Linked DNA regions of Homo sapiens: region 2 is linked to region 1. The links are chromatin loops, found by intact Hi-C in ENCODE. Cell type or tissue: heart right ventricle. All regions are shown on one strand. Links, peaks and the distances in the headings refer to the core of each region. The heading gives the core; the rest is flanking DNA. Region 1 holds the start of BCYRN1 (brain cytoplasmic RNA 1). Region 2 overlaps EPCAM (epithelial cell adhesion molecule).

Evidence for each region. Hi-C counts contacts between places; a loop is a spot of excess contacts. Peaks named below come from ENCODE experiments on the same cell type or tissue, not always from the same donor. Only the 100,000 strongest peaks of a DNase experiment are listed, where the experiment ranks them.
Region 2: it touches region 1 in a loop (17-fold over the local background); 99 of 110 quality-filtered maps call a loop at or near these places.

Annotation. Positions count from the first base shown.
Region 1 is chr2:47,332,274-47,337,648 of GRCh38, reverse strand. EPCAM-DT (EPCAM divergent transcript) reads left to right here. Exons shown (of 5, transcript NR_110208.1): 2 at 4,623-4,715; 3 at 5,241-5,375. It overlaps BCYRN1 (brain cytoplasmic RNA 1), which reads right to left and starts at 2,334. Exons shown (of 1, transcript NR_001568.1): 1 at 2,135-2,334. RefSeq lists enhancers at 405-699, 887-976 and a silencer at 2,854-2,903. In heart right ventricle, for the core only: a CTCF peak has its summit at 2,417 (motif pointing left); DNase peaks (open chromatin) are centred at 2,343 and 2,722; H3K27ac peaks cover 2,076 bases.
Region 2 is chr2:47,385,407-47,390,781 of GRCh38, reverse strand. EPCAM (epithelial cell adhesion molecule) reads right to left here. Exons shown (of 9, transcript NM_002354.3): 9 at 3,762-4,210. The coding sequence ends at 4,169. Among named protein-coding and RNA genes, the nearest start is that of MIR559, 10 kb to the right of the region's middle. In heart right ventricle, for the core only: a CTCF peak has its summit at 2,307 (motif pointing right); a DNase peak (open chromatin) is centred at 2,353.

The DNA of each region.
Region 1 (5,375 bases), core at 150-5,149:
GAAATAGAGAACCATGAATTAGATCCAGAGGCAAGCTTCATGAGGAATCATGGGTCCTTTTTTTTTTTTCTTTTCTTTTCTTTTTTGTGAGACAGTCTCTGTCGCGCAGGCTGGAGTGCAGTGGTGCGATTTTGGCTCACTGCAACCTTTGCGTCCCAGGCTCACCTGCTTCAGCTTCCTACAGGCAGGTGCAAGCCACCATGCATGGCTAATTTTGTTTATTTTTTGTAGAGACAAGGTCTCAAGAGTTCTCACTATGTTGCCCAGGCTGGTCTTGGACTCCTGGGCTAAAGCGGTCCTCCTGCCTTGGCCTCCCAAAAGTGCTGGGATTATAGGCATGAGCTGCCATGCCCAGTCTGAGATCATGGGTTCTTTAACTGTACCCTCTTCAGACCTTAGCCCAGTATGGGATATAAAGGAGCTTCTCAGGATAGATTGACTATTATTTGCAAAGGTAATGAGAAGTGAGTCTGTGCTTGGAACAGATACCAGAGAATGCAGCCTCTGTGATGAGATCATCTGGGCCCTGTGAAAGAAACTGTTTGGCAGAGACGGTTGCTTATCAAAGCTGGCTGGGTGTGTTTTGGCCCTGTGTTATCTGTTTAGAGTCAAGGCTGGCCTCAGTGAGGAGCAAAGAGCCAGCCAGTGGGTGGTCTAGCCTCCTGCACTCAAATATGTCTCCCCCAAAAGCTGAGAGTCCCTTTAGAATTCAGTTTCTTTCAGCTATTTCTGCCTGGTTCAAATGTGAACACCCTGTCCTGAATGGTGAATGAATTTTTTTCTTCCTCATTTGGGCTTCTAGTTGAAAACCACACCCTACCAGATGAAATGCAGAAGTGAAATTTGTGGAAAGTGGTCTGGGTGGAAACCCTCCTCTAAATCCCATCTGAGATCTCAAAGGACACTGGTTCTCAGAAGAGCCTAGAAGACAGAGATGGGGCAAGGAGGGGTCTCACAGCTGCCCAACACCAGCCAGCACATAATTTGGGCCAAGATTTGGTTAACTGTGGATTGGGACAAGGTGAAAGAAAACATGGCTCACAAAGGAAGTCCAATGGCACCCATGAGGCAAATGTACGCTGGGCTCAGTTACAGATATGGGGAGGAGCAAGTTTGGAAGTCGCAACTGTCACCATCAGGGAGAGCTGGGGCCACAGCTGGGAGACAGGACCTCTAGTCAGAGCTGCTGGTGCTTCAGGGATGGAAGACTCAGACGCTACAGGCTTGACCTGCCTTCAAGGTATGAATGATGGCAGGTATGCTGAGAAGTTTACTTGCCTCCTGCAATGTTTTCCCTACCTGCTCACAGATGCCTGACATTCCTTTTAACAGGGAACAGGCCTTGTATTACAGAGCAAAAGAGCAAGCTTAAAATGGCCATTGGAGGAGAGACTCATATCTGAGAAAGACAGCAAGAGGGGGAGAATGGTGTGTGTGTGTGTGTGTGTGTGTGTTTGTCTAGGATGGTATAATTTTGCTCAAGGCCATGGAAATAAGAAAATTTGGAGGCTGGGCACGGTGGCTCACAGCTGTAATCCCAGTACTTTGGGAGGCTGAGGCAGGCGGATCATTTGAGGTCAGGAGTTTGAGACCAGCCTGGCCAACATGGTGAAACCCCGTCTCTACTAAAAATACAAAAATTAGCCAGGCATGGTAGTGCATGCCTGTAATCCCAGTTACTTGGAAGGCTGAGGCAGGAGAATCACTTGAACCTGGGAGATGGAGGTTACAGTGAGCCGAGATTGAGCTATTACATTCCAGACTGGGTGACAGAGCTAGACTCCATCTCAAAAAAAAAAAAAAAAAAAAAAGAAAGAAAATTTGGGGTCCTGTTGGTGGGGTGGGAGGAGGGACAGCATCAGGAAGAATAGCTAATGGATGCTGGGTTTAATACCTAGGTGATGGGTTGACCTGTGCAGCAAACCACCATGGCACACGTTTACCTATGTAACAAACCTGCACATCCTGCACATGTACCCTCGAACTTAAAATAAATACTGATTAAAAAAGTAAAAAGAAAATTTGCTTTCTCCCCCACATATAGCAGTAGCAGCAGCATTTCAGAATGGCTTTAACTTCTCCCAGCTTTAAGAAGCTGAGGAAAGCAAGGCCTTTCTTCCAGGCAAGAATATGAAAAGGGGGGGGGGGGTTGTTGCTTTGAGGGAAGTTACGCTTATTTTTTTTTTGTCTTTTGTTTTTTTTTTTCCTTTTTCTGGAGAACGGGGTCTCGCTATATTGCCCAGGCAGGTCTCGAACTCCTGGGCTCAAGCTATCCTCCCGCCTCTTAGCCTCCCTGAGAGCTGGGATTACAGGCGTGAGCCACCGCGCCCGGCCTCTTATTCTCGATTGAAATTCTTTCATAGATCTCAAATTGTCGCTCTGAAATGCAGTACTTCCCTCTGCTGGCCATAGGGTTATATAGCTCATCAAAAACAAGGATGACTCCCAAGTCGTCTCCCTCATCTAAGACTAAGGAATTGACTCAGGACATGAGGTGGGAGATAAATCAAATATAGGATGATTTTCCAACCCTCACACCCCCTCAGAAAACATCCTTGAGTGTCTTTTGGCTCTGAATTTAAATAGGTTTATCTAGCTTCTCCAGCCTGTGCTTAGCCAATTAGGTCACATTGGCATGAATGTGCAAAGAACAATGGCTTGGAGCCCCACCCACCCAATTGCAGGACCTTGGCCCCCTCCCAAAACCTCCCTCAGAGATCCTGGAATACTTTCAGGGGGCGGAGGCTCATGATTTGGGGTTTGGGGCCTCACAGAGAGTCCACCATGTTCTTCTTGCTGGCTTCTGTCCCTACACCATCTCTTGGTTAAAAAGCCCCTCAAGGTCTCAAGCCGGGCGCAGTGGCTCATGCCTGTAATCTCAACACTTTGGGAGGCCGAGGTGGGCGGATCACCTGAGGTCAGGAGTTTCGAGACCTCCCTGAGCAACATAGTGAAACCCCATCTCTACCAAAAATGCAAAAATTAGCTGGGCATGGTGGCACATGCCTGTAATCGCAGCTACTTGAGAGGCTGAGGCAGGAGAATCGTTTAAACCTGGGAGGCGGAGATTGCAGTGAGCCGAGACAGCACCACTGCACTCCAGCCTGGGTGACACAGCAAGATTCCATCTCAACAACAGCAACAAAAGCCCTTGAAAGAAATTTCCCGCTGCTCTATTGTCCTGCCTGAGCCAGAGTCTGCTAATTCTCGAGTCTGCCTCGGTTGCAGTCCTGCTAGTGCCAGTTTCTGTGCAGATGTAGGAAAAAGGGCTCCACAAGAGAGGTGGAATTTATTCTGATGTATTTGTATGACCAAATAACAAGTTACATGCTCTCCATTGCATGGTGGTGTGTTTTGGTTAAAAAGCTACCATATCCTAGCAGGGTGGTGGTGATGTGTACCTGTAGTCCCAGCCACTCAGGAGGCTGAGGGAGGAGGATTGCTTGAGCCCAGGAGTTTGAGATCAGTCTGGAAAACATAGTGAGACCCCATCTTTAAAAAAAAAAAAAAAAGCTACCTTGCTTAGGGGGCTTTTTTCATTCTTGTGAAACTGAATTTCCACAAATTGATTCTGAAATCAGAGTGAATACTCTACTAGTATTTTCTATTTCTTTAAGATGTTTTATTTATTTATTTGAGACAGAGTCTCTCTGTCGCCAGGCTGGAGTGCAGTGGTGTGATCTCGGTTCACTGCAACCTCCGACTCCCTGGTTCAAGCGATTCTCCTGCCTCAGCCTCCCGAGTAGCTGGGACTACAGGCACGCGCCACCACGCCCAGCTGATTTTTGTATTTTTAGCAGAGATGGGGGTTTCACCGTGTTAGCCAGGATGTTCTTGATCTCCTGACCTTGTGACCCGCCCACCTCAGCCTCCCAAAGTGCTGGGATTACAGATGCGAGCCACCGTGCCCAGCCAAGATGTTTTATTCAAATTCTACTTTGATTTTATTTGAGGCCTTCAAAACCTTCCATAATGAAGGCTGGATATATCCCTTAGGATGAGAAATAGAGCCTAAAGGAGATGTTCTCAACATGACTCTCCAGTAAACAGTGGTAGTAAGTACTAGGGTCAAACCTCACCTTGGGGAGAAAAAGGGTGTTTATAGGTTTATGGGCCTTTCTCAAAGGCACACTGAAAAACACGAAACACAGGTCTCATTGTAGAGGCTGAGAAGTGGGAGCATATCCAGTTTTTAAAAGCAAATAAAATACAAGTTATTACTTGTGACACAAACAAGCCGGAACCCCAAGACCCAGAGGTGCTTCTTGGCATCTGGAAGAAGCTGATGCGGTGGCAGTGCTCTGAGTCAGGGGATGCTCAAGGATTACTCCGTAGGCCTTCAGTGATGTGTTTAGTGCTGCAGCGGGAAACTTCACCTCTCTTTTAACCCCAGTCTAAGGCCTCAGCTCAGCTCTGATAGGAGCTACTGGAAGCAAGTGACTTCGCAGAGGACCTAAACTGTAAGAAGTTCGCATTGAAAGCTGGAGCCAAGGTCGGTTTCGTGGGTGTGCATCAGGCATAGACAGGGCCTCGTGCTCAGAAGAGCTCTGTTCAAAAGGGTCCTGCACTGGGGGGCTAATGTTCTATGACACTGTCTTAGAATTCTTTTCTGTTTTTTTGAGGTGGGAGGTCTCGCTATGCTTCCCAGGCTGGACTCAAATTCCTGGGCTCAAGTGATTCCCCCGCCTCAGCCTCCTGAGTAGCTGGGACTACAGGTAAGTGCCACTGCACCCACCTTGTCTTGAAATTCTTAATAATTTTTTCGTTGCATTTACACTTTGCAAGTGAAGTCCAATGGGACAATGCAGCATGCACTGAGGGCTTGGAGTCTTGGCCCATGCGTGGTCTGCCTCTCCCTGCTTCCCTGGAACAATTCTCAGCTGCCTGTTCCCCGCTTCCTGGTTCCCCAGGCCCCACCTGACTTCCCCTTCCTTGCTGACCTCTGCCTGCTGTAAGGGCCTAGCTGTGGGCACAGGGAGAATTGGGGTTGAGCTGGTGTGCCCTATGGCATTTTGGGGAGAGGCAGGGTGGCAGCCATCCTTGCCCTGGGCTGGCAGCGCCATGGTGCCTTTGATGAGCAGCAGCAGGACTGGCCTCTCAGCCATCCCCTAGCCAGGTGCTGAGACTGCTTTGGAATGGAGATTTAATCCCCTGGAGGTCTCCCAGCAGCCATGGGTTGGGGCAGCAGGCCTGTGGGAAGGGAAGATTGACGGCCTCACCTCATCCTTGCCCCTGGGCAGATATGGCATGTCAGTCTGGTGGTCTAGCCAGAGGAAGACTCCTGGAGCTGGTGAACTGTGCATGGATATGCAGTCACGGGCAGCCCACCTCCTACTCCTCACCCTCCCTGTGCCTGTGAGGGTCTGCACTCACCC
Region 2 (5,375 bases), core at 276-5,275, 53 kb before region 1:
CTCCAAGGTAGGAGGATGGTTTGTGTCCAGGAGTTCGAGACTCCTGGGCAACACAGTGAGACCCTGTCTCTACAAAAAAATTATAAAATTATTTCAGCCTGGCCAACATGGTGAAACCCTATCTCTACTAAAAATACAACAAATTAGCTGGGTGTGGTGGAGGGCGCCTGTAATCCCAGCTACTCAGGAGGCTGAGGCTCAAGAATCGCTTGAACCCAGAAGGCAGAGGTTGCAGCGAGCCAAGATTGCACCACTGCACTCCAGCCTGGGCTACAGAGCAAGACTCTGACTCAAAAAAAAAAAAAAAAAAATTTAAAAAATTAGCCAGGCGTGGTGGTGCACACCTGTGATCCTACATATACTCAGAAGGCTGAGGCGGGAGGATCACTTCAGCCCTGAAGGTAGAGGTTGCAGTGAGCTGTGTTTGTGCCACTGCACTCCAGACTGGGCAAGAGACCAAGACCTGTCCAGGGAAAAAAAGAAAAAAAGAAGGGAAGAAAGGAAGATAGGGAGGGAGGGAGGGAGGGAGGGAGGAAGGAAGGAAGGAAGGAAGGAAGCAAGGAAAGAAGGAACATTGGAGGAATGGGAAGGGAAATCTTAAATGCAGGAAAATTTGATGTATTGGAGGTACAGTGAGAAATAAGGTAGACTGTGACTAGATTTTAGTTATTCTGGGAATGACGTTGGGAAAGGATTGAGAGTGGGGAGAATTTGGTATTGGGAAAGTCGGAAATTAAATTAATCCAGGCATGTGATAAAGCTCTGGAGCAGGGTATTGGCAATGGGAGGGGAGAGGAATCAGCAGCCAAGGGAGGCCAAGCAGAGCAACCACAGCTGGATGGCCACAGGGTCATGTAGGGCAGAGATGACCAAGGGCTGGGATGCCACCACTGCAACATGCCTATAACTGCCATTGGTCACATGCCACCACTGCCCATGGGTGTTTTCTCAACTGTTCTTACTTCTTTCCATCACAAGATTCCAAGTACTATGTGGGGGTGCCTGTGCCCTGGATGCTGAGAGCCATGAGAGGATCTCTGCCCTTAAACTTCTAAAGAGGGAGGTAGAGACCTGGCTCTTACAAAACATGCAGACAATTCTTCCCAAATTGCAGAGGAAATGGGATGCCAGACAGACAAAAGGAGAAAAGGTTCACACTACAGGGCCACACTGAAAGGCTTTATATATGCCCCTCTGGCAGGGGAAAGGGGTACATCTTATGTTGTAAAAAAGTGCTGTGATCAACTTTAGGCAAATAATCCTGGGAGCAATATGAGGTTTGGGCTGGAGAGGGAGTAGATTGTTTATAAAGAGACCAGGGAAAGTGTGTAAGAGAAGGCAGATTAGAGGAGCATTTGTTTCTCGGGGAGGATCACAGGCTCTGGTGACTAAAACAATGGAGGAAGTAAAAGAGAAGGAATTTGGGACTTGGTTCATGGCAATGCCATCAATTGATTCTGAGAATACAAGCCATAAAATATGTTTGTGGATGAAGATGATCAAATCATTAAAAACTAGTTATGTGAAATATACATACTTTACTATAGATCTCAGGAAAAAAGAACAGAAATGGAGATGGTGCTTCTGTTCTCATTGAGCCTCACAGAAGGTAATAAAGGCAAGAAAGTGGATGAAATCCTCCAGGAAGAAAAAGGGAGGAAAAATAGAACTAAGGACAAATCCTGGGAACATCAGTATTACACAATCAGTAGAAGAGGGAAAAAATCAGGAGAGATTCATACCAGTGAAGCCAAAGGAAAAAAAAGAAAACACAGTGGGGTAGAGAATGGGGAAGTCATCCTGGTGACAGGCTGCAGAGAAAGCAAATGATTCAACACCGGGGGAAGAGGATCACTAGCAATTAGCAGGTCAGTGTTGACCTTAGCGAAAGTAGCTTCAGAAGAGACAGGACAGCGTCTAGAAGGCAATGGGTTGAAGAGTGTGCCAGTTATTAACTTATTGCCTCTTAGTTCAAATTCAGGCCAGGTGAATCACCTGAAGTCAGGAGTTCAAGACCAGCCTGGGCCAACAAGGTGAAACCCCGTCTCTACTAAAAATACAAAAAAAAATTTTAGCCAAGTATAGTGGTGGGTGCCTATAATCTCAGCTACTTGGGAGGCTGAGGCAGGAGAATCACTTGAACCTGGGAGGTGGAGGTTGCAGTGAGCTGAGATCATGCCATTGCACTCCAGCCTGGGAGACAAGAGTGAAAACTCCGTCTCAAAAAAAAAAAAACAAAACCACACACACAAACCTAAAAAACAAATTCACCCTTTGCACCTCTCTGTGAAAATGGATCTGAAGCTCTGTCAGCAGAGGGTGCTAGAGAGGCACTGAAAAGGAAGGTTTTGTTTCCTAGCTCTGGTGTCCTGGCTTGACAGGCTCCTGCAGCATCCAGGGCTGCTCCATGATCTGGCTCTTGCAGCATGGGGTGGCTTCTCCAGGACGCTTCTGGGCCTGCAGTGGACAGCAGCCAGCAGCCTCCCTGAGCATCTGTTCCATACCCCACCTGCTGGGGCAATATTATAGGCTGCTTTCCATGTCTGCTGAGACACCTACCTAGGAATAGCTTTCCCCCAGCATCCTAGAGCAGGGGTCAGCAAACATTTCCAATAAACATTTTAGACTCTGTGGGTCATTGGGTCTGTCACAACTACAATTGACCCTGAACATGGGTTTGAATTGTGCGGGTATATTTGAACACATTTTTTTTCAATAAAAGTTACACCCAGTGTGCACCTGCCTCCCTTCTACCTCCTCCACCTCTTCTGCCTCTGCGACCCAGAGACAGCAAGACCAACCCTTCCTCTTCCTCAGCCTACTCAAAGTGAAAACTATGAGGATCAAGACCTTTATGATGATCCACTTCCACTTAACAAAGAGTAAATAGGACCAGGCATGGTGGCTCACACATGTAATCCCAGCACTTTGGGAGACCAAGGTGGGTGGATCACTTGAGGTCAGGAGTTCGAGATCAGCCTGGCCAACATGGCGAAACTCTGTCTCTACTACAAATACAAAAATAATCCGGGCATGGTGGTGCACATCTGTAGTCCCAGCTACTTGGGAAGCTGAGGCAGGAGAATTGCTTGAACCCAGGAGGCAGAAGTTGCAGTGAGCTGAGATTGTGCCACTGCACTCCAGCCTGGGCAACAGAGTTAGGCTCTGTCTCACCCCCCCAAAAAAAAAAAAAGAAAAAAAGAAAAGAAAAAAGAAAAAGAAACCTTTTCTCTACTAAAAATACAAAAATTAGCCGGGCATGGTAGTGGGAGCCTGTAATCCTAGCTACTTGGTAGGCTGAGGCAGGAGAATCGCTTGAATCCTGCAGTGAGCTGAGATCGCACCACTACACTCCAGCCTAGGCCACAGAGCAAGATCCTGTCTCAAAAAAAAAAAGAAAAAACAAAACAAAAAGAAAAAAAGAGGCCGGGCGCGGTGGCTCACGCCTGTAACCCCAGCACTATGGGAGGTAGAGGTGGGTGGATCGTGAGGTCAGGAGTTCGAGACTAGCGTGGCCAATATGGTGAAACTTTGTCTCTACTAAAAATACAAAAATTAGCCAGGAATGGTGGTGGGCGCCTGTAGTCAGCTACTCGGGAGGCTGAGGCAGAAGAATCGCTTGAACCTAGGAGGCAGAAGTTGCAGTGAGCCGAGATTGTGCCACTGCACTCCAGCCTGGCAACAGAGTGGGACTCCATCTCAAAAAAAAAAAAAAAAGAAAAGAAAAAGAAGAAGAAATTTGAAATGTCAAAGTTAAGAAATTCAGTTTAAAATGTTTTATTTCATAGCTCATAAAAAAGTATGTATGTACAAGACTCAAGTAAATAGAAAGGCAGCTTTCAATCACAAATCAGTTTTTCAGATTTTACTGTGGAAGCATATTTAATGCACACATTTGAATGTTACACATAAATAATTTTAACGATGGAGTCCAAGTTCTGGATTTTACATTAGATCTGCATATATAAGACACTTGTGGTCAAATTTCAAGATTGGTAAAGCCAGTTTCAAGCTGCTTATATTTTGAGTACAGGTTTCACTATTACAAATATATGATGTTAAACTAACAAACTCATGACCTTCAAAGATGTCTTCGTCCCACGCACACACATTTGTAATTTGTGTCCATTTGCTATTTCCCTTCTTCTATAATCTTCAAATTATATAGTTATGCATTGAGTTCCCTATGCATCTCACCCATCTCCTTTATCTGAAACAGGAAAAAGCACAGAAAAAAATTCTAAATAATTTTTCAATCTTTTGTTCATTCTGAAAATAGTATTAAATAAAAATGAAATTAAAGGAACACAAGATAATTTTTTCCCACATTTATAAGACTTATTTAAATAAAAAAAGAAAAAGTTATATTGCAAGGAAACACACATTTAAGTGTTTTCAAGGTTCTATTTAGAGACAAGATCGCCAAAGTGACTAGGGCAAGTTGGAGGTAAGCTAGATCATTAAGAATAAGATTTTTATTAAATGCATACTATTTTTAATGCTAGAAAAAATTGATTTACTTTCTATTATCAATCTTTCATTTTACATGTGGGGAAACTCAAGTTCAAAATTAGTGTTTGTCTCAGATCACACAACTAGTTACAGGCAAACTGAGACAATGATAATGACAACTACCACTCTGTTGACAAATATTTTCTTATGTGGCAAGCATGGGACCAACACTTTACACTGATTATGTTTAATCCTTGCAACAGGTCCATACTATCTATTATCCTCATTTTACAGATGAGGAAACATGGAGGCTTAAAGAAGTTATATAATTTTGCCCAGCCAAACCCAGGTCTGTACTGCTCTGCACTGCAACACTACATTGTCATTCTGCCTGTCTGTTACCATTCAATTCAGGGTTAGTCTTCTAGACTTGCGGTCACCAAACCAAATAAACCAGATGACCTACTACAGAATGGGAAAAAAATGCTAGAACTTTCTGGTTCCATTAGACTTTTTCCAATATTCCTTTACGTTTCTATTTTTATTACTTGCTAAAATATTAGTAAGTGGCCCACATACAACTACAAAGACACACAAAAATTGAGATATGTGAAAAATGTTATTGATAGGGTTCAAGGATAAGTGTTCATATTCAATTCCAAGGGACTGAAACACACTAACAATCTGACACTTTGATGTCACACTAGTATAGACTAGTTAGTACACAATAGATTATGACAAATTAAGTTCATATTAAATGATTATTTCACTGGCATAGAGATAATAAATCAGATCATCAGTCACAATGAGTTTCTCCAAGGTGAATCCACTGGAGTATGCCTTCAGAAGATTCTGTTAGATGTTGACTCTTTGTAGAATAAAAACCATAGGCTTCCCATTCCACTCTTCTATGAGGCAGAAAA